Regions from separate parts of the Homo sapiens genome. Here regions 2, 3 and 4 are each linked to region 1. Evidence: chromatin loops called from intact Hi-C (ENCODE). Cell type or tissue: endothelial cell of umbilical vein. All regions are shown on one strand. Links, peaks and the distances in the headings refer to the core of each region. The heading gives the core; the rest is flanking DNA. Region 1 overlaps DCBLD1 (discoidin, CUB and LCCL domain containing 1). Region 2 overlaps DCBLD1 (discoidin, CUB and LCCL domain containing 1). Region 3 has its middle 18 kb from the start of DCBLD1. Region 4 holds the start of DCBLD1 (discoidin, CUB and LCCL domain containing 1).

The links. Hi-C counts contacts between places; a loop is a spot of excess contacts. Peaks named below come from ENCODE experiments on the same cell type or tissue, not always from the same donor. Only the 100,000 strongest peaks of a DNase experiment are listed, where the experiment ranks them.
Region 2: a loop joins it to region 1, with 5 times the contacts of the local background. A loop is called at or near these places in 47 of 110 quality-filtered maps.
Region 3: a loop joins it to region 1, with 4 times the contacts of the local background. A loop is called at or near these places in 81 of 110 quality-filtered maps.
Region 4: it touches region 1 in a loop (5-fold over the local background); 62 of 110 quality-filtered maps call a loop at or near these places.

The regions. Positions count from the first base shown.
Region 1 is chr6:117,545,992-117,554,045 of GRCh38, forward strand. It overlaps DCBLD1 (discoidin, CUB and LCCL domain containing 1), which reads left to right. Exons shown (of 15, transcript NM_001366458.2): 15 at 1,916-3,806. The coding sequence ends at 2,448. Among named protein-coding and RNA genes, the nearest start is that of GOPC, 52 kb to the right of the region's middle. RefSeq lists enhancers at 1,540-1,629, 2,180-2,239, 2,250-2,299. In endothelial cell of umbilical vein, for the core only: no CTCF peak of the experiment used is centred there; DNase peaks (open chromatin) are centred at 1,990 and 3,050; H3K4me3 peaks cover 452 bases; H3K27ac peaks cover 2,904 bases.
Region 2 is chr6:117,493,411-117,501,464 of GRCh38, forward strand. The region is part of intron 1 of DCBLD1 (discoidin, CUB and LCCL domain containing 1); the gene reads left to right. Among named protein-coding and RNA genes, the nearest start is that of DCBLD1, 15 kb to the left of the region's middle. In endothelial cell of umbilical vein, for the core only: no CTCF peak of the experiment used is centred there; DNase peaks (open chromatin) are centred at 3,181, 4,111 and 4,961; H3K27ac peaks cover 3,868 bases.
Region 3 is chr6:117,461,092-117,469,145 of GRCh38, forward strand. No RefSeq gene overlaps it. Among named protein-coding and RNA genes, the nearest start is that of DCBLD1, 18 kb to the right of the region's middle. In endothelial cell of umbilical vein, for the core only: no CTCF peak of the experiment used is centred there; a DNase peak (open chromatin) is centred at 3,450; H3K27ac peaks cover 2,221 bases.
Region 4 is chr6:117,478,415-117,486,468 of GRCh38, forward strand. DCBLD1 (discoidin, CUB and LCCL domain containing 1) reads left to right here and starts at 4,260. Exons shown (of 15, transcript NM_001366458.2): 1 at 4,260-4,479. The coding sequence starts at 4,368. RefSeq lists a silencer at 4,136-4,715 and enhancers at 5,076-5,155, 5,166-5,215, 5,246-5,295. In endothelial cell of umbilical vein, for the core only: no CTCF peak of the experiment used is centred there; DNase peaks (open chromatin) are centred at 4,197, 4,327, 5,077 and 5,177; H3K4me3 peaks cover 2,288 bases; H3K27ac peaks cover 2,134 bases.

The DNA of each region.
Region 1 (8,054 bases), core at 977-5,976:
AGGGCCTCAGTGTCCCTGACAAGCCACATCAAGAGTCGAGCTTCCCAAACCATCTATGGGGAAATGCTTTTTGTTTCTTTTTTTAAAATTTCTACTCCATCATGAATGAATACACTGTAAAATGCAATATAAAATACTAGTAATAAGGAAATTTTAAAGATACAAAATACAAAGCTCTAATTTTTTATTATTAGATTCAACAGACATAAAATTAAGAGTAATAAAGAGTAACTAAGAGTAGTTTCTTGACACTTAGTCTCAATTTCTGCACCTGTCTCTATGGCACTGCTAAAAACAGCTCTCAGATACATAGGACTCTGTGGGGCATGCTCTGAGTAGCACTGCGCTCTGGCTTCTCCCTCCTCACGTGCAGCCTGAGGACCTGCAGTATAGGCATCACCTGGGGGCTTGTTAGAAAGGGAGGCCATAGAACTAGAAGCTCCCAGGTGACGCCTGTGCACATCAGTGACTGGGAGTTGTCAGCCTAAGGGTTGGTTGAGTCACTTTGTGGACAAGGAGAGCATCCTCTGCAACCAAAATCCATCCTCTTGTTCCTTGGAAGTGACATGAAGGGAGAACCTAATTTCTGTTGTCTTATGCCTTTCATTCTCCTTCAGCTTCTAATTCAGTCTCTCCTCCCTCCTCCCTGAATGATCCTCAGGCTCCTTAAATGTGCAATGACCCGGGTTCTGTCTCACCCCCACTCACCACAGTCTCTCCCCTAAACAGTCCCACACCCTCCCCAACTTCCAGCAGTGCCCTTCCCTGCATGTTTGTCCATGCTGCTTCTCACACCCAGACTTCCCTCTCAGTCCCCAGTCCATAATTCTCAGCAGCCTGCTGGACACCTCCACCTGCAGATGTCACCCGTTCCTCAGCAACCACAATCGAATCCATTGTTCCTAACCCTCACCACAGATGCTCTGTGCATTCCTTGTCTAATGGCTTCTCGACTGCACATCCCAGCCTCAAAGAGTCCTTGCCTCCCGGCTTTCCTCACACCCCACCTCTCATTGGTAACAAATTCCTGATTCCTGTCCCAAAGGGTCACTTTTCCTCTTTCCTAGTTTGTGACTTCTATGTGCATTTCTCTTTGCTTTTTTACCTCTCACTTTTTGATCTTTTCCTCTTGGGTCAACCTCCACAGTTACCTCTGAAAGTGCCAGTCTTTCGTTTCCCATAGAATTAAACCAGACTTCCTAGCAAGACAATCAATGCTTTTCCATGCTCTAACGCGTGGCTAACAGCATATACTCAGGATGTGCGTTCGAATCCTACTCCATCGCCCCATTGTGTGACCTAGGAAAAGTTAGTCTCTCTCTGCCTTGGTTTCCCATTTGTAAAATGGAGTAACAGTTCCTACCTCGGGATTTTTTTGAAGATTATTAACATCTTGCTATTGGAATAGCGCCTGGCAAAGAGTAGGAGCTCTATAAATGGGAGCTCCTGGCATCATCCTCACTGTCACCACTAGGCCCTGACCTGTTGCTTTGGTCCTCATATCCTATTAAACAAACTACTCTGTGTCCCTCATACTCTGGCCATATCAACTCTATTTTCGAGGCTGTTTTTTTCTCCATTTCCACACTGTGTGACTTCCACCTCCATAGCTTCTCCAGAGCCAGTTTCAGAGCCACTTCCTCCCTGAAGTATGTCCCCATGCCCCAGGACGTCGTCGTCGCCCCCATCTCTGAGAAGACCCTGCGAAGCTTCCTGAGCAGGCGGTGCGGTTGTGTACTGCCTGCGGGTGGCTTCTGTGGCTTTCACATCAGGGTTTTCCGCAGTGCCTGGGACACCTGAGGGCACCCGGGGGGAAAGTCAGTCACCACGACCTGAAGCAGAGTATCCCCGTCTGCCACTGACAGGCCGGCCCGTGTGTGGTGCCCGCTAGCTGCCATCTGTCTTGTGGTTTCAGATTACCAGCAGCCCCTCATGATTGGCACCGGGACAGTCACGAGGAAGGGCTCCACCTTCCGGCCCATGGACACGGATGCCGAGGAGGCAGGGGTGAGCACCGATGCCGGCGGCCACTATGACTGCCCGCAGCGGGCCGGCCGCCACGAGTACGCGCTGCCCCTGGCGCCCCCGGAGCCCGAGTACGCCACGCCCATCGTGGAGCGGCACGTGCTGCGCGCCCACACGTTCTCTGCGCAGAGCGGCTACCGCGTCCCAGGGCCCCAGCCCGGCCACAAACACTCCCTCTCCTCGGGCGGCTTCTCCCCCGTAGCGGGTGTGGGCGCCCAGGACGGAGACTATCAAAGGCCACACAGCGCACAGCCTGCGGACAGGGGCTACGACCGGCCCAAAGCTGTCAGCGCCCTCGCCACCGAAAGCGGGCACCCTGACTCTCAGAAGCCCCCAACGCATCCCGGGACGAGTGACAGCTATTCTGCCCCCAGAGACTGCCTCACACCCCTCAACCAGACGGCCATGACTGCCCTTTTGTGAACACAATGTGAAAGAAGCCTGCTGTGGTACTGAGCGTCGGGCTGTCACAAGGCACTGGAAGAAGGGAGCCTGCTGGTCCAGAGTGTGCGTGTGTATCGGTGTGTGTGTACACTTGCATGTGTGTGTGTGATCCAGTAGGATCCTAGAGACAACCTGTCATACTGTTTACAAAATTGTGCAGCTGGTTTCGTGCTGACCCTTAGGGTGCGTCTGTTGGGTTTTGTTGGGCTAGAAAAATGAAAATTTTCAGATGGCGTTTTCATTCCTCTGACTGATATTGAGCTGCTTTGGTGTTAAAGGTGTAATGTGTACAGAGTTGTATTTAACAATAATAAAAGTAACTTAAGTTTGCTCTATCAGATTTTAGTTCTGCACAGAGGTTAAGTGGGAAAATGCAGCTGTTGCAAAATGTATATAAATAGTATGTTCATTTTTTTCAGTATATTATCTGATACTGTGTTAGCAGCAGGTCTGCTTAAACCTAGTCTTGTTGTTATTGAGTCATTTCCTCTCCTTTGATAACTAGAACTGAAAGCATTTTTAACATTCTTCTCCTGGAAGAAATGAATTACTTGAAGCATGAAAAGCACACCAGGGTGGTTGTTTATTTAGCAATTATGACTGTAGATTTAAAAACAAGCAAAGAAACAACACCTCAGCAGCTGCCCGTTTCCTTAGTCTCCACTTCAGAGGGGGATGCGAAGAGGTCGGCCCAGCTCCGGTGACCATGAAGGTGGCACAGGAATTACAGTGTGAATGGCTGTGTCAGATGTTTTCGTACCTCAGATTAAAAATATTGCTGAGGTCAGACGCCACAATTTTCATGACTTTCTTCAGAAGTAGCACATTTTCGTGACTTCCGCTGTCCTCTGAAAAACAAAGTTATTTGGAACATGTTCATGCAAAAGTGATTCTGACCAAGTCTAAATCGAGCTTTTCTACTGACATGAAACTGTTGGAAACTGATCTCATTTTATAAGAAATGATTTTCCCCTCAAGGAGGCGTCTGTAATTCCAGAACAGTCCAGACATCAGCTGTACCTCATGCTCAGTAGTTTTTATTTGAGTTTCTTTTGTGAGTTAACTATGGGAGATTTAACCTCTTTTGCCAAAGAGGGAAGTGTGTGTGTTTTTTTAATAGAAAATATGGACCAAAAATTTTTTTCCCTGAAGAATGTATTATAACCCTATTTGTGTGGTTATTACATCCTGTGAAATGTATATATGTTAAAATAATGGGGGTGCTGGAAGGTCATGGCAGACTAGCTGCTGGTTAGTGTGGAGGGGAAATGGTTTACTTTGTAGAGTTTACATGGTTTTATGCGCACACTAATTGTAATAAACTATGCCAAACCAAACTGCCCCTGACTCTCACTAGTCAGCCCTGCTCGCTGGGGTGTTAGAGGCACTCAAGGTTCAGCTTCTGTAAAAAGGCAGGTGCCACAGTGGAAAGAGAAAGAGCTTGGTGCCAGATTAGGCCAGACCCCAATCTACCACAGAAGAGAAGTCTGGCTGCTTCTATAATGATGAGACTCGGTTTCCTCATGTTTGAAAATGGTGTTGTCGTGCTTTCTTCCTCCAAAACTTACTGATAAAAATTAGTTGGAACATTTATCAAAGTGTTGTCTATAGTAGGTCCTTTTTTCTAATGTAAGCCTTCAGTGGGCTGTTTACAGAATTTTAATATTGGAATATTAGACCATAAGCATAGGCCTAGATCTACAGCCCTTCTTTACAATAGAGCTGTCTTCATCTATCACAGTTCTTCTGCGGCACTAGTGATCTAATCATGACCAGTGGGAGAACAGGACTTTTTTTTTTGGATCATCACTTCCTCAGGGTAGACTCTGTAGAACAGGTTGGGTGAGTGGAAAGGTCTGATAAACCCTACACAGCTAAACCTAAACTAGAGGATAAGGGCAGAAAAATTTTACATCTTTCTTTTTTGGTGTTTTGCAATATCAGCATATATGATAAGGCGTGAATGAGACAATTCTAATTGTCTGACTTATGTTATCAAATCCTACTGGGAGGCAAAGATTGTATTCTGCCACTTCTTAAATTTGCGGTTGAAACACATTTGCTATGACAAGCAAGACTACACTTACACAGGCTCCTGAAGCTTTGCTCTGGGTTTTATTATTGTTATTTAAATGTTCATTAACGTTTACAGTCAGCCTAGAAAATAGAAAGGATGTGAGAGATTGTTTTGTGTTTATTTTATACTGCTTTGGATTCTTAACATGAAATCACATTTGTAGGCACAACTGTATATACCATGAATAGCTATGAGACCTTTCCCCACTCTGACCAGTCACAGCAGTCCAAGTGTGGCCACCGGGTTGACCTCACTATTCCTAAAATGCTTATCTTGCATTCATGCACGTACCAAATAGTTATTGAGGTTCTGAGAGCAGTGTTTACCCTGTACTTTCTTGAGTTGAAAGAGAATGCCTAGTCTCTCCCCCAGATCTGAGAGCAGTTGAATCCCTCCAATGAGAAGCTAGGGTGAATACAAACACCCCAACCTGCAAGTATTTCCTGCCCAAAACACAGCCCATGCAGTCACCCCATGCCACATTGCACACCCACCCACACTGCTGTGTTCACATCCCACTACAGATCCCCTGTCTCCCACTGATCTTGCTCCCAGCCTCTCCTTGTTCTGGGATAAATTCCCCTAGGGGCTTTAAAGGTTTTTATTTTGTCTTTGGTATTCTGCAATTTTACTACTATGTATTGAGCTATGAATTTGTTTCTGTTCACATTGCTCAGGACTTGTGCCTCTTGAATCTTAGCATTTATCAACTATGAAAATGATCAGCCCTTTTTTTTGGTTGTTTTCTTTATTTTCTCCTGGAAATCCTATTGGATGCTCATTAGAGCTTCTCATCCTATCTTTGATTCTGATACCTGAGTATTTCCATTTATTTATTTATTTATTTATTTATTTATTTTTAGACAGAGTCTGGCTCTGTCACCCAGGCTGGACTGCAGTGGCACTGTCTCAGCTCACTGCAAACTCCGCCTCCCAGGTTCATGCCATTCTGCTGCCTCAGCCTCCCGAGTAGCTAGGACTACAGGCGCCCACCACGAGGCCCAGCTAATTTTTTGTATTTTTAGTAGAGACGGGGTTTCACCGTGTTAGCCAGGATCGTCTGGATCTCCTGACCTCGTGATCCGCCATCCTCGGCCTCCCAAAGTGCTGGGATTACAGGCGTGAGCCACCGCGCCCGGCTTCCCTTTATTTCTTAAGACATTAGCTAGGCCTTGTGAAGAATTCTGATTTATTTGGTCTGACATTCCTAGGAATTCATAATAGACAGGTTTTCTTCTTATTTAGTCCGCCGTCTTGCTGGAATGATGCCTCCCCAACAGGTACAAGAAAGCATATTTATTAAAATATCAGGCCAGGCACGGTGTATCACACATCCCAGCACTTTAAGAGTCTGAGGCAGGTTGATAGCTTGAGCCCAGAAGTTTGGGGCCAACCTGGGCAATGTAGTGAGACCTCCTCTCTACAAAAAAAAAATTAAATTAGCCAGTTGTAGTGGTGCAAGCCTGTAGTCCTAGTTACTGGGGAGGCGGGAGGATCACTTGAGCCCAGACGGTGGAGGTTGCAGTAAGCCAAGATCACGCCACGGCACTCCAGCCTGGGCAACAGAGCAAGACCATGTTTTTGTTGTTGTTGTTGTTTTTTAAAAAGAGAAAATAGCACAGGTTTAGAACCATACAGAACTTGGGTTTAACTGGAGATTTAATCTTTGTAACTATGTGATTACAGGCATATTACTGGTGCTTTCTAAATCTACTTCTTTATTCCCAGAATGGAAATTATTATAAAAGGGCTGTTGTGCAGACTATATTATAGTGTTTTGTATACATTAGATGATCGATCAATATTAGCTCATTTTCTCTCTGCCCAATCTGAAGTCATCCAACACCATTTGCCTTAGAGTCCTTTTTATTTTTCAAGAGGAGGCTGCCTGTCCTCCCAACAAATGCACTTAACTGTGGCACACACCCTCCTCCCAACAGACTACTTCCACATCCTTTTTTACTTTTTCACCACCATTCAAAGCTCTCCCTTTTTTTCTCACCTAGCTCTACCACCTTTTTCTTTTTGCTGTGACACCTAATATCTTCCAGGCCACTTTTTTCCATTCATTGAGGACATTCACCTAATTCTAGGTCTTCTTCATTCCTCCTTTGTAATCATGCTAGAGAATGAAGTGCCCAACATGGTCATTTTTATGGTTTCTTGACTTCCACTCTAGTAACCTGCTTTCCATTTAAACCACTCCCACACATGTCCACATTCTTGTCATCAGCAAGAACCCCAGCACTGTAAACCTAATCTCCAGCAATTCTCTATCAGCTCAAAACCCCCTGAGTTCTTCAGCTTTCCACCTACTTAGTCACTGATCTCATTTAGATACCAAACCCCTAGATCCCATCATTTTCCTCTAGTTGTTAATCCTTTTGGGTTGCATTTCCTTCCCTATCCATCATCGAACTGGTTTGTCTCAGCATTTTCACTCCATTTTCTTTCCAGGAGCCCCGAACCATGAGACCCCAACAACATAATTCCCCTTGAGAATACCATCTCTCCATCTTCATCACAGCAGCAGGGGAACATTGCAGAACTATTCACACTGTGGCTGTTACAAAAGCTCGGTTTCCAGTTTACTGGGGGCCCATCACTCCTCAACGCTTTTATTTATCTTTGATCCCTTTTTCCGTACCCCTTAGCAATTATTCCAAAGCAGTGCCACTTTTCACACTCTCCCTTACTCTGATCTTGCCACTTCCTTCACCTAAAAATAAAAGTCGTTAAAATCAGAACTAACTTCCTGCTGATTCCTCTTCTCACAAAACCTGTATCCACTTCATTCCTTTCCTCCTTCCTTCCTGTGTCAATGGAAAAAGTGTTAGAAACCTTCATCTGTGATCTTAAATCCCACTGCCTTCCCCTTATCTCTTTGCTCCTATTATCCCTTTTTCCTTTATCTTCTTCTTCCTTTCATTGGAGGTCTCCCCCTCAGCCTTTAAACTTCCTCAAATCTCTCCCAAGTATAAAGAATTCTCCCTTAATATACTAAGCCCTTCTAATTACCTATTGTCTTTCTTCGAACAGTGATCTCTTCTTGGAATTTTTGTCTGCCTTATTTCCATTCATTCTTTTTCTAATGTAGTTTTTAGTCAGTTATATAGGTACACAAAACGTAGTATCCCTTTCCATTTGTTCAAGCCCCTTTTGCATCCTTTCAGGGGATTTTAAAGGGTGCTCACATAAGTACTGCACATTTTTTGTTTAATTTGTACTTAGGTGTTTTTTTTGTTGTTGCTGCCATTGTAAATTGTCCCCACCTCCTCTTTTATGTATCAAGAACTAGTATGGCCTAGTGGTAAAAAGCATGGATTCTGGGGCTTAGACTCCCTGGGCTCAAATTCTGCCTTAGTTGTGACCAAGAAGGACTTACTTTCTATGACTCCATTTCCTTATTTCTAAATGGAGATAATAATGGTATATACCTTATAGGGTTGTGGTGAAGATTACAAGGATTAATGTACATAAAACCCTTACAACAGTGTCTGACCCATGA
Region 2 (8,054 bases), core at 1,972-6,971, 52 kb before region 1:
AGGCACCTCTCATTAGACCTTTCCCTTAATAGTCTAGTAAAGAGTACTTCGATAATTTAAAAAAGGGGATGATAGAACTTCTCATATCATAATTTTTACAAAAAAACTCCTAATTAAACATGACTTTTTTCTCATGTTAATTTTGAGACAAAAAGAGTATGACTACAAAAAACTAAATATCAGTTATGCTGCTCAGCAGTAATGTGAGATTGGGCAATGTCTTAAATATCGCTACCTCAGTTTTGTCACCTCTAAGATGGGTGACTTAGGCAGTAGTGGCACTAGAGCACATGATTCCATTCCATCGTCTTTGAGGTCAGACTAGCTTCAGGTTAGGGTCTGATCCCAGCCCAGCCACATGGGCTGAGTTATGCTGCATCTCAGAGCCTTGACTCCTTCACACACAGAATAGAGATAATAGGAGGGATGTGTGGTGAAGAAAGGGTTTTGTGGGCTTCAGTTTTGTTGTATAGGAGATGTCCTATCTTATAAGCTACTGGGTATACACTTTGATGTTTGTGAAATTACTCTTTGTATGTGTGTATCTGTATATATATGTGTGTGTGTATATATGTGAAATAATTTGTAATCAATTTTTAAAAACTATCATTATCAGATATGGTTGTCATGAAGGCTAAATAAGGTAATATGAAGTCCTTAGAACACTGTATCTGCTACTTTTTACAATGAATGTTTGGTAAATGCTAGTTTTTAGTAAGGGCCCTTTCATAATTTTATTTTTTTCCTTTCCCAATAACTTTTTGGCTCTCAATTTTTAAAAAACTATTATCTGTGAAAGTGAAAGCTCACATCTATGTGCAAAGGAGAAGTGTTTACAGTTTTAATTTATAAAACTCAGTTTAACTTTGTCTTTACTTGGTAATATTGGATTTTTCTGGACTCCAGAGAGAAAAGTCAATATCAATATTACACTTTATCTGAATATTGGCAGTATGCATATTTAACATGAAACCAAGGTGAGAAAGCTAGCATGTTCCAGCGGCAGGAAAGATTTCTTGACTTATCTTCAGCTGAAGCAGTGGCAGCTTGGATATTACATCAACATCCTGACATTATTAACAAAGGTCAGCAGCCTCTTTTCTCTGACTTCCTTATTCTAAGCATCTATTCAACAGAGATAAAACAGTTGTCTTAGAATTGTTTCGCTGTACAAACAAGTTTTTTTTTTTTCTTAAAAGTCTTCTTTGAAATTAAGAAACTTCTCTTAACCAATGTGTCCAGTTTGTTGTAGATGCCCACAAAGGACTTGTAACTTAATAACAACAGTGAGAAAAGTCTTGCTTTTGAATCAAGTCACATAATATAACTTCAGTATCATTTTTAGAACTCCAGAGGCCAAAGTCCACTTCTCCACGTAAGATCTTCAATCCCAGAAGCCCTATCATGGGATCTCTCTGTGTGTCCCACTTGTGAGAGTCTAACCCAGGAGTTCACCAGTATGTCTCACAGAGCACTACTCCCAGGAGATGCCCCAAGAGGAAAGAGTTTTCTGGGAAATACTGTAAACTGCAACACGCATCAGAGCTTCACTATACACTGTAAGGGCTTTGAGATGTTCTGTGGTAAAGAAAAAGGTGGAATTCTGCAAGCTTACTGACCTTGCAGCTCTTTTGAGGAGGGTGAGGGCATAACCCCCTGGTAAACCACCCAGACTAGTACCACAGTATCTACTTCAGGACATGCTGACATAGCAGTAAGTGGGCATTAGATAAATACTGGGAAATGCATTCTAATTAGACTTTCTCAGCCGATTAAAGCACACACACACAGCCTTATTCATCTTCACCACACCCAGTTATGGTTGGTAATTTTACAGATGAGGAAAATTGATATACACTAAATGGGGGATTTCTTAGGATCATACAGCCAATGGGTGATGGAATTTGGACAAAGTCAGCTAATTCAAAGCAATATTTTTGATACTTTAATAATGTGTAGAATTTTAAGATAAAAATAGTAGCAGTTAACATATTGAATTTTTACTATATGGTTGCCTCTGTGCTTGATACTTTGTTTTTATTAGCATTCTCCCTTTTAATGCTCATGAAATTGGGCACTATTGTTGTCTTTAGATTATGGATGATGGAATTCAGTTTTACCTTAGAGAGGTAAAAAGACTCACCCAAGGCCACAAAGCCAGTGTTAGGCAGGGCTGTGCCAGAATCCAGGTTGTAACCATTATGCTCTGTCACCTCCCAAGTATATGGAAATAATTTATGAATTAGGAAATGATAGGTGTGTCAACTCTCCTCCCCCACATCCACAAGCCTTCTAATAATCTTTTGCTTTTCAGCAGAAGTCTCAAGACTGGAGAGTGACCAAAAACTGCAGTGTTCACTGATTTTATGTATAGCACATTAAAGAATAGCATTGGCTAGATTTTGAGATTTTTTTCCTTTGGCAGCAAATTATGAATCTTTTAAATATCTTAACATGGTAATTATTGATGTCTTTGGACACTGATGGAAGTAATCCCACATTATATAGGGAATCATAGAGGAATCGTAGATAGGATCTCTTTAAATGATTTGATTCATTTTCATACATTCAGACTGATTTATTTTAAGTGACACTTTTAGCTGATAGGAATGTTGAAAGTTTCCACAGAGAGACTTTTGACATATTCCTTGTGTTTCCTTTTATTTTACTTTCAAATGTTTCATCTGCTGAGTCAACAGCATTATCATCCTTATTAGATCACTAGTCATATCATTAGCATCTATTTTATATGTGGTGAGAATAAAGTTGAAAGAGATTGTCAGTTTTATAAAACATGGTCATGTGTTTCTAGTCGATAGCTGTAACTTCTTTCAGCATAGTATTATTATCCATATTCCTTTCAGAAAAACTGAAGATTTTGAATAATTATTTTGTTTTATCATTACAAGTTCTGTTTTGCCTTTGTTCATTCTCACATAGCAACTGAGGCCCTTTTGCTCCTGTTTTTCTTTTGCTTCTGGCGGCCTACAAGGTAAAAAGCTAAGCACAATTGAAGAAGAGCAAAGTTTCTAAGAGAGTAAGGCTGAGAATGGAATTAATGATATCTTGGAAAATCTGTTTGCCCTACCATCAGACAAAACTCTGTAATAATTGCAAGCTCTCCTTTGTGGTTGAAAAGATTGTAGTCATCAAGAGCTCACTTGATCTTAGACATGGGAAGAAATTTTCTCACACCCACACATGGATGATTGTATATGTGTTGAGACCTGTTGTAACTTGAATATTAGAAGAGCAAGGATACAACTAATGAAATCATGTTTTTAGAAATGGTTTTACTTTTGTGATATTTTAGAGCACTCTTTCCCAAGTTGCAGGTTAGGACCCATTAATAGGTAATGAAATCACTTCAGTAGGCACAACCAGTATGCTTTGACAAAAACAAAAATGAAACTGAATAGAATAGGAAATAATCACAGTGCATTACATGTAATAAAATAGTGGTATCATTTAACTTTTGTTCATTGTTTATGCATGTGTATGCATATGTGATTACTTGAGGTGTGATAAAAAAATCTGTGTTCTAACTCTAGGCCATAATAATAATTTTAAAAAAGCTTGAGGTTTCTGTCTTACTCTAAGGACTAGTTAATAATCAATCTAAAAAGTATATGTGATTAGCCGGGCTTGGTGGTACATGCCTGTAATCCCAGCTAATCGGGATGCTGAGGCAGGAGAATTGCTTGAACCTGGGAGGCGGAGGTCAGTAAGCCGAGACTGCGCCACTGCACTCCAGCCTGGGCGACAGAGCAAGACTCCGTCTCAAAAAAAATTTAAAAAAAGTATATTTGCACTGTTCAATTTACTCCACCCAAATCATTTTCCAACAAGTGCAATTCAGTTACAAGTTTTCTTTTAAAGTCTAATCATACTTTCTAGTATTGCAGAACTTAGTCCATACCAGGTATATCTTATTTTGCTTTTCTTTTAGTGGAACATGATTTCTTATCAAAGGGAAATAGTCTTTTAAGGAAGTTATTGTTTTCCTTTTGTAGTGGATGGAATTAAAGTAGACTAAATAAAGGATTGGCTTGTGTATACAAGCATCTAGGATTTGTTCTAAGCTTATTTAGAAAGTAGCTTGTATATCGACAACTCTTGAATAGCTGATGTTAAAAGCTAAAAGGTAGAGACCTATCCATTAATTTCAGGCATTTGGAGAATAGATACTGAGTCCATATCTCTGTAACTCTGTCAAGTTAGTCTCAAGAATTTACTTGTTAATATATCTTTCTTCTCTTGACTGGACTTCTTGAAGTGAGAACTACAGTATACTAAGTTCCTAGTTGTTTGTTTCCTGAATTTTTAATGACAGTCCGTGACTTCTTCCTATCTGTATTATGAGGCTAATGTTGAAAGTAGCCTTTAGTGTTACAAAGAATGTTAGGTGAATTTGGTAGTTTTAATTATATTATTTTTCTCCTTTATATGTATTCATATTATAGAATATTTAGAGGAAAAATGTATAAATAAAATGAAAATCACTTGTAAACTTATACCATAGAAGTAAACACTTTAAATATTACACATCTATGTGTGTACAATATATTCTGTATTAAAGTGTTTTCATGTTAAATATTCTTCTAAAACATGAGTAACTTCCTTAACATCACATTGCTTGGAGATATCAGTTTGGCTGTTCATTTCTAATTTAGATTGTTTCCAAATGTTCAGAATTAAAATCTGTATACTTAAATTCTGTACATAGATCACTTTGGGAGTTCTGAAATATTCATGAATACTTGCACCTTTTTCCAGAATCTAAACTTCATACATCTAGTTTTGTTCTTGTAAATTGTTTTGAGGAAGTGGTGGTCAGTGTCACAAACCAGCTGTGGCTCCAAACAGACACCAGGATTTAGGCCCATTACAGAGAGACCACCCTGGAAATATTCTACAGTTGAGAGGAGCTTTCAGTCTAGAAGAGGAGGAAATGATACTTAGTTTAGTCATCATGTGCTTTGGCAAGAAATTACAGTCGAAAGGAAGGAACAGATAAACATTGTGTGGTGTAGCCACTTTGAAGAGTGGTCAAATTCCCTGTGGCAAAACTTCCTCCTCCCCTCTTCATTCCCCATTCCCCCTATTTTGATGTTAGATAGGTGGCACTTTACTGTGTCACTCCCGGCCTATCCTCCCCACAACACTACTTGGAGTTTAATCATAAGATCGTGGTTTTATTTTTTTCCCTTAAAGATGGATCTTTATTTCTTTTAATTTTTAATATTCTTAGAACTGTGAGCCCTCATCATCCATCTATAGCAACCATCAACATTTCTCCGTATTTTTTCATTTATTCTGCATCACCTCTTTTTTGCCAGGTATTTTAAGGCAAATCCCAGACCTTATGTCATTTCAGCCCTGCATATGTCAGTAGGCATCCCTCAAAAAAATGGCATTTTCTTATGTAGCCTCAATGCCATTATCTCACCTAATAAAATTATAATTATCTGAAATTATTTAATATCTCAATTATCTATTTAAAAGATTTTATAAGGTTGGTTTTTCAAATCAGGATTCAAGCAAGTCTCACTTAATTGCTATGGCACATAAGTGTCTTTTAAATCTAAAATAAACACTTTTTTGTGTGTGCCTCTTCATTTAATTCATTGCTGAAGAAACTGGGTCAACTGTATTTCATAGAGAGCTTTTTTTTGCAGATCTGTTTAATGCTTTAATTAAAAGAATTTTAGGCTAGGTGCAGTGGTGCACACCTGTAATCCCAGCATTTGGGAGGCCAAGGCGGGAAGATCGCTTGAGCCTAGGAGTTCCAGACCAGCCTGGGCGACATAGTGTGGCCCCCATCTCTACCAAAAAAAAAAAAAAAAATCTGCCAGGTGTGGTGGTGTGTGCCTGTAGTTCCAGCTACTTGGGAGGCTGACGTGGGAAGATTGCTTGAGCCTCAGAGGTCGAGGGTGCAGTGAGCTGTGATTGTGCCACTGTATTCCAGCCTGGGTGATGGAATGAGACCGTCTCAAAAAGAAAAAGAAAAAAAAAAGAGAAAAAGCATACAGGATAACAAAATGCAAAGAGTATAAAAAAGTATAAAATAGAAAAAGTAAAAGCCTCCTCACTTCCATCCCCAGCCAGGCAAACTTGATTGACATTATTTTTTCAATTATTTAATTAACCTTTTTATTTTCAGATCATTGTAGATCACATGCAATTGGAAGAACTAATACAGAGAGATATTGTATACATTTTACCTAGTTTCCCTCAATTATAACATCTTTGCAAACTACAATACCATATCACAACCAGGATACTGACATTGATACCTAAGACAAAGAAGATAAACTGATAGATTTTTAAGTAACTTTTGTCTTCTTTGTCAGTGATTGTCAATTAGAGAGAGTCAGGCTATGAGAGGTAGGCTACCTGAGTGTCAGAATGAGGTAATAAGAATAATGCTTCTCCTCATCTCTACTAAAAATACAAAATTAGCTGGGTGTGGTAGCGCATGCCTGTAATCGCAGCTACTCAGGAGGCTGAGGCAGGACAATCGCTTGAACCTGGGAGGCGGAGGTTGCGGTGAGCTGAGATCGCACCACTGCACTCCAGCCTAGGCAACAAAAGCGAAAGTCCGTCTCAAAAATAAATAAATAATACTTGTCTATTGGTTTTCATGTGTACGCATCTGCCTTCTTCAACACATGACATTGTAGGCATTTTCTCTCCCTAGCAGTTTTTCATTTTACCCTTTGGCATCTTTCTACTTAATCCTTTGAAATCACCCAAACTGTGGAAGCACAAGAGAGTGAAAATTCCTGATGTAGTTAATACCCATGGAATAAACTTATTATATTAGTCTTGCCACAGAAAACTCCATAAATAGTCTACTTCCATAGGTTAGAGTGATACTAGAACTTCTGATGACAGTTCGCTTTTTAATAAATTAGGACTCAGCACTTCCTTTGCGATTCAGGTTCTTTGGCAGAACAAAGACTCATGGGGTTTTGTTCTGATAGTTAATGGAAGAGAGAAATTTTCCCAAGGAGGTAGAGATCCCCAGGCAAAGTAACGATGGGAATGTTGACGATTTGAACTTGCCTGCATTGTGCCAGCATTGCTGGGTGAAAGAAGTTTCCTCTTAGGCCTTACAGTGGAAGTGGTCGGAAAGAAATACAATTACAGGGCTGAATAAAAGTGATACCCTGGCCGGGTGCGGTGGCTCACGCCTGTAATCCCAGCACTTTGGGAGGCCGAGGTGGGTGGATCATGAGGTCAGGAGATCGAGACCATCCTGGCTAACACGGTGAAACCCCGTCTCTACTAAAAATACAAAAAAATTAGCCGTACGTAAATGCACCTGTCGTCCCACCTACTCGGGAGGCTGAGGCAGGAGAATCGCTTGAACCCAGGAGGCAGAGGCTGCAGTAAGCCAAGATCCTGCCACTGCACTCCAGCCTGGGCGACAGAGTGAGACTTCGTCTCAAAAAAAACAGTGACACCCTAAGATTTTCTTTTGCTGACACATGTCACTTTAAAAAAATAAAATTTAGAATATGATAGTCACATGTAGGTTGACTCATATAATTGCTCCTTATTTCATATTTAACTGTTTTCTGAAAAAAAAAAAGTTTTTCTCTTCCTCTTTTATGAAAGGAGAATTTCATAGTCCTAAGAAAAGTGACATTTAAATATTTGATCAGGAGATTTTTTGGTGGCTTGGAGAGGTTGTGTTGTGTTTATATTGAGATGCATATTTGTTTGTACTAATTACCCTAGGATTGCTTTATGAGGGTGCTCAAAATAAATGCTTACAAAGGTAGGGCAGGTAACAGAAATGAGTAACAAGGACCTGGTGAAGAACTAGGGTGTTTGGCTCCTTTCAAGGGACAGCCACTGTGTCACTAGCCCTGTGAGAATGCCTGATCATGTGGTTGTCACGTCTTTCAGTTGTCATTGTTGTTGTTGTTGTTGTTGAGACGGAATCTCACTCTTGCCCAGGCTGGAGTTCAGTGGCATGATCTCAGCTCACTGCAACCTCTGCCTCCTGGGTTCAAGCGATTCTCCTGCCTCAGCTTCCCGAGTAG
Region 3 (8,054 bases), core at 1,049-6,048, 85 kb before region 1:
CCGAGGCAGGTGGATCATCTAAGGTCAGGAGTTCAAGACCAGCCTGGCCAACATGGCGAAACCTCGTCTCTACTAAAAGTACAAAAATTAGCTGGGTGTGGTGGTGGGCGCCTGTAATCCCAGTTACTCAGGAGACTGAGGCAGGAGAATCCCTTGAACCGAGGAGGTAGAGGTTGCAGTGAGCCGAGATCACACCACTGCACTCCAGCCCGGGTGACAAATGTGAGACTCCATCTCAAAAAAAGGAAAAAAAAAATTAAAGACAGAAAAACAATGGAAAAAATAGGTAAAATAGATTTGGATCTTTGAGAAAATCAACAAAATTGACAAACCTTCAGCAAGACTGACAGAAAGAATAGAGAGAATATATAGATTACCAACATCAATATATAAAACAAGGGATATCATTACAGATTTTGCAGACCTCAACAGGAAAATGATGAAATACATTACTATAAACAACTCTACACACATAAATTTGACAACTTAGATGTAGTGAACCACTTCCTTGGAAAACAAGAATTACTACAATTTACCCAATGTGAAAAAGATAAGTTAAATAGCCCTTTAGCTATTAAGAAAATTGAATTTATAATTTTAAAGCTTTCAAAAAGAAGTCAGTAGGCCCAGAAGATTTCACTGGAGAATGCTACCAAATATTTAAAGAAGAAGTAACATCAATTATACACAACCTTTGGAGAAAAGGAGGGAACGCTTTCCAATTCATTTTATAAAGCTAATTTTTCTCTCATACCAAAACAGACAATATAAAACAAAACAGAAGAAACAACTTTCAGGCCAATATTTCTCATGACTATATACACAAAAATCCTTAACAAAATATTAGCAAATAGAATTCAGCAATATATAAAAAATGTACACCATAACTATGTTTATTCCAGGGATGCAAGGCTGGTTCAATATTTGAAAATTAATCAGTATAGTTCACCATATCAACAGACTTAAGAAAAACAAAATTTACATGGTCATATTATTTGATGCAGGACACACATTTGACAAAATTCAGCAGCCACTAATGAAAAAAACTTTCAGAAAAATAGATATAAAAGGGAACATAAAAGGGAACATTCTCAACTTGATAAAAAAAATCCACAAAAAAATCTATAGCTAACATTATACCTAATGGTGAAAGCATGATGCTTTTTTCCTAAGATTGGGTACGAGATAAGGATGTGTTCTCCTCTTACTGTTCTTATTCAACAGAGTGCTGGAAGTTCCAGTCAGTTCAGTAATGCAAAAACAAAAACAAAGCAGGCAAGGAAAAAAATAACCAAAACAAGCAAAAGAAAAGAAAAGAAAAGCATATGTAAAGGAAGAAATAAAAAAATAAGACTGTCTCTATTTGTAGATGACATAGTTGATTATGTAGAAAATTCCAATGAACCGACCAAAAATTTCCTAGGCAGCATAAGTGAGCACTTGAAAACAAATATGTGTTCTGCTGTTAGTTGGTGAAGTGTTCTATAAATGTTAAATAGATGCTGTTCATTGATGGTGTTGAGTTCTTGTATGTAATTTCTGACTTTTTGTACAGTTGTTCTATCAATTGCTGAAAGAGGGGTGTTGAAATCTCTAATTATAATTATGTATTTGTCTATTTCTTCTTTCAGTTCTATCAGTTTTTGCCTCACATATCTTATGGCTCTGTTGTTGATATCCACATATTTTGTATTGCTACATCTTCCTGTTGGACTGAACTTTTTATCATTTATATATGTATAATGTCTTTATCCCTGATAATTTTCTTTGCTCTAAAGTCACTTTATTAGATAATATGGCCACTCTTGCTTCTCATTGATTAATGTTTGCATGATATACTTTTTCCATCCTTTTGTCTTCAACCTGCCCATATCATCATATTTGAGGGGAGTTTCTCGTAAACAGCATGTACTTGGGTCATGGGGTGACTTAAGTTTGCCATTATATTTTTTCTTTTCTATTTGTTCTTTCTGTTTTACATTTCTCTATTTTCTTTTCCCTGACTTTCCATGCATTACTTAAACATTTTCTAGAATTTCATTTGGATTTATCTATAATGTTTTTGAGTGTATCTCTCTATACCTTTTATTCAAGATATGGAGAGAGAGAGATCTTAATCATAATCTACTGATGCCGTTATTTTTCCTGTTCAAGTGAAGTATAAAAATGTTACCTCCTTTTACATCCTTTTACTTATTTCTTTTGTAATAAGATAGTCTTATACAGTATATTTCTTCCACATACATTTTTAAACACATCAGGATCTGTCTGAAATAATAATAATATGATAATACTATATTTTTGCTGTACCTGTTTAATGTTCAGATATGTTTAGATACACAAATACTTACCATTGTGTTACAATTGCTTACAGTATTCAGTGCAGTAACATTTTGTACAGGTTTAGCCCAGGAGCGTGTACCATGTAGCCTAGGTGTGTAGTAGGCTATACCATCTAGGTTTGTGTAAGTACACTCTATAATTTTATTAGTTCATTTTCACACTGCTGTAAAGAACTACCTAAGACTGGATAATTTATGAAGGAAAGAGGTTTAATTGACTTACAGTTCCACATGACTGGGGAGACTTCAGGAAACTTTCTATCGTGGCAGAAGGCAAAGGGGAAGCAGGCACTTTCTTCACAGGGTGTCAGGAGTAAGAGAGAGCATGGGTGGGGAACTGCCAAACACTGTTAAACCATCAGATCTGAGAACGAACTCACTATCATGAAAACAGCATAGAGGAAAACACCCCTATGTGTCAATCACCTCCCACCAGGTCCCTCCCTTGACATGTGGGGATTACAATTTAAGATGAGATTTGGGTGGGGACACAGAGCCAAACCATATCAAAAATGCTCAAACAATGACGAAGTCACCTAACAATGCATTTCCCCATCATTAAGTGACACATGGCTGAATTATGTTATGAGACCCAGGAATTTATTTATACTTTCTCTTTTAGCTGGCTTTCTCTCTGATGCATCTCCAGCAGAAGAGTGATGTACGGCCTCATGGAGCTCTCAGGTGGAGGTAGAAGTCCAGGTTCCCCACATGGCCTCCTTGACATTTGAGGTGGGGGGACATTTGTGGAGTCAGTGGAGACAATGTGGAGGGGATGTTGGGATGCTTTGTTACAGCCTCAAGAGGGTGAAAGTCTAGGTGCCCCACTTTGCTGGTGTGAGTGACAGTAGGGCCACATTTGACTGTGGTGTTTGAATGGATTAGAGCAGTTACTATCTAAAAGTTTTCCCTCATGCTCTGCTGACCCTTTTCTGATCCTTTGACTAGAGAGGACTGGCTTTTGTTGGTTTTTATTTTATCATTTTTGTTTTGTCTGTGCCTGCTGGTGTTTGCCGGTTGCAGGCTTATTCAGTTCTAAGTCTGGTGTATGTAAAGCAAAAAGGAAACCCAGGTGACTCACCACTGTGTCACTTCTCAGATCCCAATATCTCTAGGCAGTCTGCCTTCTCTCTTCCTTCTAAAGTCTTATGTTTGTACTATATATAATATTCTGCATTTTTAGTTATACTTAGAGGAAGGAATAAGGAAAAGTGTGGCTACTCCATCTTCCCAGAAGCTGAAGTCTAATAGCTTCTTTTTATATAACACATTTTTAGAACACAGCACATTGTACATTTCTAGAGCAGATTTCCCACAGAGCGAATTAAGAGGGTTATGGGATTTCTGTGATATGTGAACATACAGAAGAACAAGGGAGAAATAGGCTTTGCCATCATGAAAGACAGGAAGGCAGAAAGGAAACAGTTGTCTCTAAAATAATAATCTAGTCACTCTTGTGCACTAGCAGAAGAGAGCCAGTGACCTAGTATAGTGTGCAGAAGTACCTGGCTGAGACTCCAACAAAAGCTTCAATTCCTCAGCCTGTCATTCCCAGTGTTGTGCTTTTATTCTGTGAGCATTGACGCTTTCTTTTAATACCTCAGTCAGACATGCATGAGAAGCATAACAGGGGCCTTGCTATCCCACATGATCAGATTTTTTTACCCCCAAACCAAACTGTTTAGTTTGCTTGGCTCTGGAAACCCCCAACCCTAATTCTACTTGTGGCCTAGTCGTGACAATTTTCTTGGTCTCAACAATTCCCAACATTGTGCCATTTTGTCTTTGGCAGTTCCCTGTTACGTTCTAATTGGAGATCAGGCAGATTAGCCTCCTTCCAAGGAAAAGCAAGACGCTCTTAGTCTCCCAGGGAAGGTCTTGTGACTCCAGAAAACCTAAGCTTATGCTCTGAATCCCAGTTACACTCAATAACTAGAGAAGAAAACTTAAGAATATAGGTACAAAGATGTCATGGGTCCCAGGCCCCAAATCTGATGAATAGTACTTAATTCCAAGTCCCATTGTTAATAAGGAAGAATATCAAATGTGTCCCAGCACTCAGGGGAAGTCTTTGGAATAAAGCCAACTGGGTTCACCTTCAAGGAGGGACAGAAAACCTTGGCTGAGGAAATGAGACAGGATTGATATTCTTAGTTTTCAATAGCTCCTCTTAAAAAATAAATCTTCAGTAAGATGTGATCAGTTACCATCTGAAAAAGATCTCTGAGCTGCAACAAGAGAGCAAAGCTTTGTAAAAATGGATCATAGAATAAGCATGGAGGACCCTTTAAAACTGCAAAGAGGAAGAGTGTGGAAAGGAGGTGGAGGAGAAACTGTTTAGCTCATATTTTAACCACAGTCTGCCAAATTTGTCTCCTTAAAGATCTCATTTGGTAAGTTTGAGAAGGCAGTAAAGAGCAGGGTGCCAAGACAGGGAGGAAGTGGTGGCACACACTTGTGGTCCTAGCTACTCAGGAGGCTGAGGTGGGAGGATTACTTGAGCCCAGATTGAGGCTGCAGTGAGCCACGATTGCACCACTGCACTCCAGCCTAGTTGAGAGAGAGCAAGAGCCTGTCTCAAAAAATAAAGAAAGAAATAAAGACAGGGGCAAGGAGAGGGGAAAAGGAAAGTGCCTGGGATCAGACTGCTTGGCTTCCAACAGGAGTTCTGCTAACCAAGTGTCAGGGCTTCTGGATTCTTTATAACCTGCCTCTCAATCTCCTAATTCTATGTTCTCTATCCAAATAGAAGTTCTATTAACTAAGGGAATAGTTGTCTGAATAAAGACTTTGGAATTAAACCTCATAAAGGATTCCCTATTTACTTAGAAATCTCTGCTAAGAAAGATTATTCAACTTCTTGATCTCAAGATTTTTATCTCTCTTGTTTTTCTCTGAATATTGATCATTTTCGTTTGGTCTGGAGTCATGAAAATGTTTAAATCACATGACACAACATTAAGATTTTCAGAGAAAATGGAAAAAAAAGATCTCTTTAAAAGGCAAAGCCTCTATGCTCTCAAACTTGCTGAAAATTCAATCCTTCATGTATTTAACTAAATAAGGAACTTTTCTCAGGATACAAATTGTAAATGTAGGAGATAAAAGACTATAGAAAAGTGTATGATAGGTTTTTTTAATTAGTAAAATTTACTTTTAGAGCAATTTTAGATTCACAGCAAAACTGAGTGGAAAGTACAGAATTTCTGTACACTCCCTTTCCCCACACACTAACAACCCCCGCATTAGCAACATCCGCCACCAGAGTGACTTTTGAATGGATACTCTCATTGTCCCATGCTTCATACCTTTCCTCTCTGTGGGCACTGCAAAGTGTTCATGGGTGTCCTATTCTTGCCCCATCCATGTCAGATACCTGTATTTGAGAACTCTCAGATCTCAGGTCTGAACATCTGAGAGTCACAGTGGGAGGCCAGGGGATGGGAACCACATTTTTATTGTTTCTATTACTTTTTAAGCTTCCAGTAATACTTTCCAGACATCCCAAGAGATTGCCTCCACTTCCTTGGAGTCTCACAGCATCCTGACAGCCACGCAGGAGGTGTTCCGGGTCATCCATGCCTCCTTCTTGTAGAGATGAGTGAACTGAGGCTGAAAGATGGGGAGGGGTTTGCACCAGGTCATGGAGTTGTGGAACCAGGGCTAGAACCCAGTTTTCTTTGACTGCCTGTCCAGCACCTTCTCACTGTGTCATATATCACATAAGCATAGCAGTTGAGGGCAGGAACAGGGCTGTGCTAAGGGCTCTTCAGTTCTCCTACTCCCTCCTCTCAGCCTCCCCTGCTCTGACCATATTGGTTTTAATTTCTCAGAGGTTTTAATCTCTCAGTTCAGCCTAAAGGCTGAAGGTCAGTATCAGGTTCAGTATTGGAAGACCCTCCAGCCCTCTACCCAACCAATGGTAACCTCTGCCTCCTGCTGTCCGATCTCTGTTAACTACTTGCTCCCCAGGGTCCCTCTCCAGCTCTTTCTACTTTGGTTCCTGGCTCAGATGGAGGGGCCCAGAACAAAAAGGGTGAGGCACTGCAGCCTATTAGCTGAGCCTCCTGAGACTCAGCTTCTGGGTCTGATCCCAACACTCAGGTCAATAGTTTGTGGCTATTATGAGTGAAGTGGAGAGTTCTCCATCTTTATCTTGTGGGCTCTGAATGATGGTTGTACTGTTATAGATGTGCATGACTCCAGAATTTTCCCAGAGTACAAGGACCCTAGCTCTGCCTGACACATGGATGTTGAGCCTCCACATTCCCCTCCTCTCCACATTACCCAGGTGAATGCCTCAAGGCACAGTGGAATCCCAGCCTCTGAGCAAGAAATAGAAACTCTGAAGACAGTAAAGCCTGGAACTCTTCTCCGGCTTGCTTTATCAAGCACTGCACATTTGTCTGTCCCTTCAGTTTCAATTTCTTTTTTTTTTCCACTTATTATAAAGGACATTGCAGAGGATGCAGATGAAGAGACACATAGGGTGAGTTACGAAGGAAGGGGTGCAGAATTTCCATGCCCTCCCTGGGCATGCCGCCCTTCAGGAACCTCCACATGTTCAGCTATCCAGAAGCTCACTGAACTTTCTCTTCTTGGGTTTTTATGGAAGCTTCATGACGTCAGCATTCTTTCCTCCAGGGTATAGGGTGGACCCTCTCATGGGAGGGTCTTAAGACCCACAATCAGAAAAGTAGGGGGACATTAGAGGAAAAGGAGGGCAGGAAAAGGTCAGAGGCCTGCCCCTGAGGCCTGACAAACCCAACATTATAACAAAAGATTGCAACAAGGACGATGGGAGTTGTGAGTCAGGAACTGTGGATAAAAACCAATACATATCACAACACCACAGCCTCCCCACACTGATTTTGTGTTTTTTGTTTTTTTGTTTTAATTTGAATAGTTTTTGGGGAACAGGTGGTGTTTAGTTGCATAGATAAGTTATTTGGTGGTGATTTCTGAGATTTTGGTGTATCCATCACCAGAGAAGTGTACACTGTACCCAATGTGTAGTCTTTTATTCCTCATCCCCCTCCCACCCTTCCCCCGAGTCTCCAAAGTCCAATTTATCATTCTTATGCCTTTATGTCCTCATAGCTTAGTTCCCACTTATAAGGGAGAACATACAATGTTTGGTTTTCCATTCCTGAGTTACTTCACTTAGAATAATGGTCTCCAACTCCATCCAGGTTGCTGTGAATGCCATTATTTTGTTCCTTTTCATGGTTGAGTAGTATTCCATGGTGTATATATACCACATTTTCTTTATCCACTCGTTGGTCAACGGTCATTTGGGCTGGTTCCATATTTTTGCGACTGCAAATTGTGCTGCCATAAACATGTGTGTGAAATATATACTACACACAATCATTAATAATTAATCCAGTTCTTCAGATTGTATGAATGTCTCCCAGGATGAGGCCACTCAGGTTTGCAGGCTTCCTCTCAATCGTGTCAGCTTCCAAAAGCAAAAGTGGCCATGGTAAATATAAAGCTTCACTCTTTCAGGCAGCTGGGAAAATTGAGCTAAGAGACAATATCATCTCTTGCTCTGAGACTATTTTGCCTTGTTAATATAAAATTAAATTTTCCTCAGTGACCCATTTATTCATGTCTTTACTCTCAGCTACGATTTCTCCTTCTCTCCTGTAACACCCAAACTTTTTGCCTTTGGAAGGGACACTAGAATCACCACTGTGCTGGTGTAGA
Region 4 (8,054 bases), core at 1,607-6,606, 67 kb before region 1:
GCCTCAATAGCATGCCTAAAGAAGGAATCGTAGGACAATGGTAAGTTTTATCAGAAATGAAAATTAGAGAAAGGCCACTTTGGGAGGAAAGTGTTGACTGTGCCCTGCTGAGCTCTGCCACAGGGAGGGAGGGGTCTGACCTTTGTAGCCTAGCTGTTTAGTGCTTGTGGCAAAAATATCCACATGGGGGTGACAAAGACTCTCTGTGACCAAACAGTCAAGCTCCCCTGAGCCTTCTTTTTATCTAGGCATTGTCCTTGAACCCTGTCTTTGGCCTGCCTAGTCCAGCTTTAGCAAGAATTCTGCTAAGTTAGTTCAGAGAGAATACCCCACCCTCTGTATTGGATCAAGTTTCTCCTCCCTTATCTTTGACATATAAGTCCTTGACCTGCATTCAGCAAGAATCCCATTAAGCCAGTTTACAAGAATCCCCTCTACCCCGATGTCTCCTCCTAGTGATTTTTCATCATGGACTCCCTCACCCTGCCCACTGGATTCACTGAATCCCTGAATTCAAAGTTGAGCCTGATTGCTCCTCTATTGCCGTAATCTTGACACCTATTACAATGCAAATCTGAACAAGTTTCTACACTTTCCCTGCTTCCCACTACCCCCCAGAACCCTGAGATCCTGCTTCTGCCTCCCACTCTGTATTCAGGCTCAAGTTCACTGATAATGTAGGCTCAATCTTTTTTTTTTTTTTTTTTTTTTGAGGCAGAGTCTCGCTCCCGCTCTTCGCCCAGGCTGGAGTATGATGGCATGATCTCGGCTCACTGCAACCTCTGCCTCCTGGGTTCAAGTGATTCTCCTGCCTCAATCTCTTGAGTAGCTGGGATTACAGGCACCCACCACCATGCCTGGCTAATTTTTGTATTTTTAGTAGAGATGGGGTTTCTCCATGCTGGCCAGGCTGGTCTCAAACTCCTGACCTCAGGTGATCCACCTGCCTTGGCCTTCCAAAGTGCTGGGATTACAGGTGTGAGCCACTGTGCCTGGCCAGGTTCAATCTTCATAAGCACCCTGTGATCTCTGTTTCTGAGCTTTAAAAATAATATCTTTTCCTTGTCTGACAAACATTGTTTTCCTTCTAATTAATATCTTCACCTCTCCCAGGCCCTGCCAGACTTTTAAAATCCAGGTTATATGCCCTTCTTCTGTGATTCCATGGTACCCTGTACCTCTGCTATCCCTGTGCCTATCAATCGATATAATTCATTTTGTCTGTATAATTAACTTTCCCAAATTTTTATTATTAGATCATAAATCAGGAAGAGAAGGTATTTATTTTTATTGTACTGCTGTCACATTGTTTCACATATGGAAAATGTCTAAAACATTGGGAATTACAATTGAACTTGAGATTTGGGTGGGGACACAGATTGAAACCATATCAGACATCTATAAGGGCTTCAATTTTATAGCTGATAGTTTTCTTCATAGAGTCACAGGCAGGGTTACTAAATGTTAAGGATAAATTGAATTAGGTCATTGAACTGGACTACAATCTATTTTGAAGCTGTCTGTTTAGAATCATGCTAGGTTTGCAGTTCTGTTTAAATTCTGTCTTACCTAAGCAAGACAGAACACATAATTTATAATATAAAATAAGGCAGCTCCTGACCAGCTGTTATGTATTTTTACAGAAGAGCTGGCAAATGTAAGCATAAATTGCAGTAAGATATGCAAAATAAGGACTGGATGGCAAGTGGGGGGATGGGTTAGAAGTGCAATAGCCTATGAGAGACACTTCCCTAGAGATATTTCCCATCTTAGTATGTGAAATGTTTATAGGTAGATCCTAATAAGCATAATTTTTCTTAATGGAACTTGGTTCTTAGATTCCATCATGCATCATTTTAAAAAATCAAAGTGGAATCGTCTCAAGATTAAAACAAGTATATTAATTCAACAAGGCTTATTTCATTGTATAGAAAAATATACTGTAGTTCCAGCTACTCAGAAGGCTGCGGCAGGAGGACTGAGACCAGGAGCTGGAAGCTGTAGTGCACTGTGATCAGGCCTGTGAATAGACACTGCACTCCAGCTGGGCAACATGGTAAGACCCTTTCTCTAAAAATGATACATACATATACATATACATGTATACACACACACACCCCAGTATATATATTTTATAATCTGTTGTATTTTCACTTTTTTCTTTTATTATGACTTTCTTAACTAGAGATTTTACATTTCAAGGAAGGAATGGCATGATGAAATCAATAGGATCTGGCTGGTCTTTCTGTTTCTTCATTGTTACCAGATCCTAAATCTTTCCCCTTATCTGGCTCAGGATTCAGGTGTACAGCAGATAATTCCATTCCCATCAAGGTACTGACTGAAGTTAAAAAAAAAAAAAAGTCACCCCTGAAAGCCCACCTGCCTCACATTATGAATTCCTCACTGTTAAACAATACTCCCCATTGTCTTTGCTTCATTCATAGCTCACAGTGTCAAACCTGTTGGAGCCTGGAAGCAGCTGCCCAAACTCACTTAGAAAGAATGAAGAGAAATAAGAAAAAGCGAAAACTGAAGTTAGGAGGAGACTCAACGTATCAAAGTATCGTTCTGTGTTTTTGAGTGTAAGAATACTCAATATTTTTATGGGTGTGAATTTACTTTCTGTTAAAAAATGATAAAACCTACCGTTTATTAGGTACTTTCTCTACATGCTAGAACCCAATATACACATTCAGTTAGGTACTTTCTCTACATGATAGAACTTAATATACAAATTCAGTATACACTGAATATACACATATATACCCAGTTTGATTCTGGACCTCAGCTCTTCAACAAAGCTGAGGTCCAGAATCAAACCGGGATCCCCTCCATTTCTAAAGCCCAAGTTCTTTCATCTAAGATATGCTGCCTCAGAGAAAGCAAAGCCCCAAAGACAATCTCATTTGAGATTTTATCAGCTTGTTTATTTAGTTAAAAAAAGAAAAGGAAGAGGAAAAAAGGAACGCATGTATGAAATGAGTCTGTCCAGGGTATCCAAAGATCACGAGGGGCCAATGTTTGCCATTGGAGGGGCTGTTGCTTCCTCTCCGCCTCCACGCTTCCCTGCGCTGCACCTCTAGGTGAAACTTCAGCGTGCCGCGCGGTGGTGCGAAGGTGAGGGCAGCGCGCAGAGGAAGTAAACGGGGACTACAGGGGACCAGAGACGTGAGATAGTCCTTAAAATACATATCTAATCTGTCCTCGTCATTTTCCACTGCCACCACCCTATTCAACTACTCGGTGATAACCCTGTAATTCTCCAGTCTCCAATCTGTCCTCCCCAAACCCTTCTCCGCAACTCCTCAAGAGGATCATCGGGTGGAGTCCTTCCCCCTTCTGAACCTTCCGTGGCTGCTCACTACTCCGAGGACCAAGTTAAACATCCTTTAGGTTATTTAGCTGCACGTCCTGGCCCCTACTCTGTACACTAGCTTCTACATCTGGCCGTGTACCCACCTGTTCACTGTGCTCCAGCTACCTGGCCCTTTCCTCCTTCAGCTTCTTTGCACAACTTGTCTGTTTTGGCTCCTGCTTTAATCTCAGCTTTGATGCCACTTAGGCCTTTCCTAGCTGATTCCCGCCCTCACCCCTGTTACCCGCCATCTAATTACAGCTCTCTAAATGTGCTTCAACAGCACCTTTCATGTCACTGATTGCAATTTGCATTGAATACTTGCCTGATTATTTTTGTCTGCAAGTGCCACATGGGTTTAGCCCTGCTCCTGACAAGCACACTGCTGAACTGAGTAACTTTTGAATGAATGAATGAATGAGTGAATAAATCAGTGAAGGTCCTACTTGGCACTGTCATCATCCTATCATCAAAATATTTCGAGTCCCTCGGTGTTGCTATCCCTGGCATGCCCATCCCCGCGGGCTGGCAAAACCCTGGAGGGGGCAGCCTCCCAAGGCACCGCCGCGGGCTCAGCCCATCTAGGAATGACTCCCGCACCACGCGGCGAGGGGCGGGTCCGGCGGCGAGGTGTCCTGCTGCCTAGCAGGTTCACGTGTACTGGTGCAGGTGGGGAGGAAGGCAAGGAAGGAGCGCAGCAGGGCGCGCCAGATACGTGGAGGGGAGCGCGGGCGGCGCCTCGCTCGCCTCCGGCTTCGCCGTCGGTCACTGCCTGGGAACGCGACTTCCTCCTCTAGGGGCCGACGTGCGGGGCGGGGCGGGGCCGGGCGGGAGACGCCCCCGCAGGGCTGGGCTGAAAGCCGCCCCAATGGGATTCGGTGCGGGGCAGCGACTGCGCCCCGTCCCGGCGCCGCGCTCGTCCGCAGAGGAGGCGGCCCGGCCCGGGCAGCTGCGGCTCGGGATCCGTCGAGGGGAGGCCGAGCTTGCCAAGCTGGCGCCCAGCGGGGTCATGGTGCCCGGCGCCCGCGGCGGCGGCGCACTGGCGCGGGCTGCCGGGCGGGGCCTCCTGGCTTTGCTGCTCGCGGTCTCCGCCCCGCTCCGGCTGCAGGCGGAGGAGCTGGGTGAGTGGAGCGCGTCCGGCTGGCGGCGGGACCCGAGGCGCCAGGGGCGGGCTGAGGGCTGCGGGGCGGGCCGGGCCGGGCCGAGGGCTACGGGGCGGGCCGGGCCTGGGGGGACGGAGCGCGGGAGGAAGTCGGGCTCGCCGCCTGCCATCCGCGGAGTCCGGCTCTACCCGCGGGGCTGGGGGTGAAGTAGGTTACTGCATTCCTTGTCGCTCCCCCACCAAACTCCTTCCTTCCCCCAAAACCAGAGAATTAACCTGGCGTCTCTGCACTTTCTCTCCGCCGCCCCCCAGCCCATTTCACTTAGTTTCCAGACTTCCTGACTCTGCTGGCCCCGTGAGAAGTGACCTGACCCCGAGGGTCGCCTTAGGGGACAGCCGTGTGCAGGGCCAGTTCTTTCCAGCTGCCTTTTGACAAAGCCGCTCCTCGGCCGGCGCTGGGCCCTGCCCTCCCTGCCGTCGCTCCTCCCGCGCGGAATTGGAATCCCGGCGTGTGCGTTCGGGGCTCGTGCGGAATGGCCGGGGCACGTTTGCCGAGGTTGGCCTTGGACGCTGGCGAGCAGGCGGTGCTGCCACCTCCTCTCGAGTGTCCTGCTGGCGCCGCAAGTTGGAATCGTGTGGCTTCCTGTGTATTTGAGCCGGTAGACTCTCAACCAGGCTGCTTTTTCTCTGGAGCTGGTCTTTGACTTGGAGTTAGACCTAATTAACCCACAACCGAGTTTACCCTCTGCCTGTCCAGCATATTAAAGCAGCAACCCCCTTTACCAGCCCTGGGTGTCCCTATTTCATTCGTCCTCATTAATTAGTGCTTTTTTTTTTTTAATAGCAAGGGCCAGCTTTCTGCCGAGTTGTTTCAGTGTTTCCTCTCCTCCCTTGCTCCTGGCCGTATATGCCTGAGCTTATTTAATGGCGCTGAGTCTATCCGGAGTACTTTGACAGCTCCCCCAACCACCATGCTTTCTGGTGAAACAAGAATCAAAACTAAAACCAATGCCGGCATTTTTTTCACTGAACTATGCCTCCATTCTGAAACATTGATACTCGAGATGGTGGTGGTGGTTCCTAAGTTTATATTACATACCAGTTTGTTTAAAAAAACAAAATCCCCAAAACCCTAAAGTGATTTTGTCTGGTACTGTAGCACAATACTAGGCAGATTGTAAAATTGTAATAAATACGTAAGATTTTGTTAAATGCGTAGGACTTTTATAATGGATGTTTTAAATATTTTTATTTTTTTCTCAACTCACAGTTTGAAGGTGCACCTTTAATACTATACGTCTGTGAGAATCAGTCCAGCAGTATGTTCCTGTACTAATCTGGCCAAAGCTGTCACTTATCTTTCCCAATAAAGATTTAGATTTTGTATGGTCATCCAGGCTGTTAACTGGGCACTTTGTGAGAGCGGTTCTCTAGGAACAAGTGTGATTGCTTAGATTCTTTTTAAAAACCTATTATCATTATTGTTATTTTTGAGACAGTGTCTCACTCTGTCGCCCAGGCTGCAGTGCAGTGGCACGATCTCAGCTCACTGCAGCCTCAACCTCCTGGGCTCAAGCAATCCTCCCACCTCAGCCTCCTGAGTAGCTGACACTACAGGTGCATCCCACCACACCTGGCTAATTTTTGTATATTTTGTAGAGACAGGGTTTAGCCATATTACGCAGGCTGGTTTTGAACTCCTGAGCTCAAGTGATCCACCCACCCCGGCCTCCCAAGGTGCTGGGACTACAGGCATGTGTGGTTGCTTAGATTCTTACTGGGCTTCAAATCTTTATAATTTTATAATGTTAGGGTTGTGATAAAATGCTACCATCTGTGTTATAGGCAATTTCGTATTAGACTTTTATTTATTGTGTGGTTTTAGGAAACAAATGGTATAACTTAACCTGAATGTTTATAAGCCTAATCAATACAATTAATTAATTTTTTGTGTGTCAGAGTCTGGTGACCCCATAAAGCTATACTGGGTCCTTTGTAGGGCAACTGCTTGCCTATCTGGTGTTTTTCTTGAATTAAAGTTTTAAAAAAGTGTCCACCCCTCCCGTTGTTTGCAGCCAGCCAGGTCCAGGCATTGGGGTTTAGTGGCCAGAGCTGGGATTATTTCGGCTCCTTATGCCCTGTTCTTCTGGATCCGTTTAACTAAAGGTACATATTTACATAGATTGTTTCACATAATTTTGACCTTTCATAATAAGACATTAAGTTGATCATTAGTTTTTATTCCACTTGTATAAATTCGTAGGTTTGGATTTAGTCCAAATTTATTACCTTGATATACATTTTTGTAGAATAAAATACCCTTCATTTGTGTAATGAATTTGTGCAACCTAAAACTCCCTGCTTCTCTCTCCACCACAAGATTTGCAAATGGTTATTAGCTAAAGTATTCCCTTGTGATTTAAGTGAAGAATCAAAATGAGCGCTTGATCTCTGAGGAAACTTCCAAGTGTAGATTCAAATCTTGCATACTTAAGAATTGCTTCAAAACCCTCTGCCCAACTCTTAATTTGTTATTTAGAAGGTCTGCTGTTAAATCATCTGTCATTTATTTTGGGTTAGACATAGGATCAGCTGATAGATGATGTTTTAGGTGAGTGGCTTTTTTAAAAATCAGCACAAATTTATTCTGTCACCTTCTGTACCAGTGTGTGCACTCACCCTTCTGTTGTCTCATCTGGACAGCTAGCCTTGTAGACTGTAAGATCCTGAGGGCAGAGACTGGGACTATATAGTCTTTGTCTTCCTAGTATCTGACAAAGGTGCTCAGTGTTCCTTGAGTTGAACTGAACAATCTCTTTGTGTTTAGGATATATTTTCAAATGACTTCCTAACTAATGGAAACCAAGTAATAAAGAGCCTACTGACATTCTTTATAAAGGTGTACATCTGCTGCTTCTACTAATTAATTTTGTTTATCAAGCCCAGCTCTCTTGGCATGCTTATTTCTATATGTAAGGATGCCTTTTAAATGAAAATACAGCAGAAAGAAGGGAACATGCCAGCAGAACAATATGTACAATATCTTTTGGCTCTAGTAGATATAATTTGTAACACTCAGAAACAGTGAGTTATATATTAATATTTCAGAGAAGAAAGAGGTTATGTTAAAAAATTCATTAAACAAATCAAATGGTATGTTTAAAGCAGAATTTGAACTCTGAATAATGTCCCAAACTGTTTTTATTAACTTTTCATGTTACAATTTGAACCCTTTAACCTTGTGGAACTGACACAGACTTGAAAATCATTTTAAAAAACCACAGCTTGGAAATTAGTAAGGCATCTGACATTTATGAGGAATTATGTCTTATTTTTAAGATACATGGGGGCATGAATTTAATTGCAGCATTTAGCAAAGGTTTTAGTTGTGTTAAAGCAGGGAAAAAAAGTTTGTTCTGGGAAATATACCCCATAGTGTTTACACCTATTTCTACATGTGTCTTAAAGCATAAAGTCAACTCTGTACGTATTAGAGCAATTAGTTGTTTTTCTTTATTAAAACAAATCAATAAATGTTAGCTATCTTAGTATTCATTACTGTTTATTACTATTGATTTGACAAATATTGAGGAC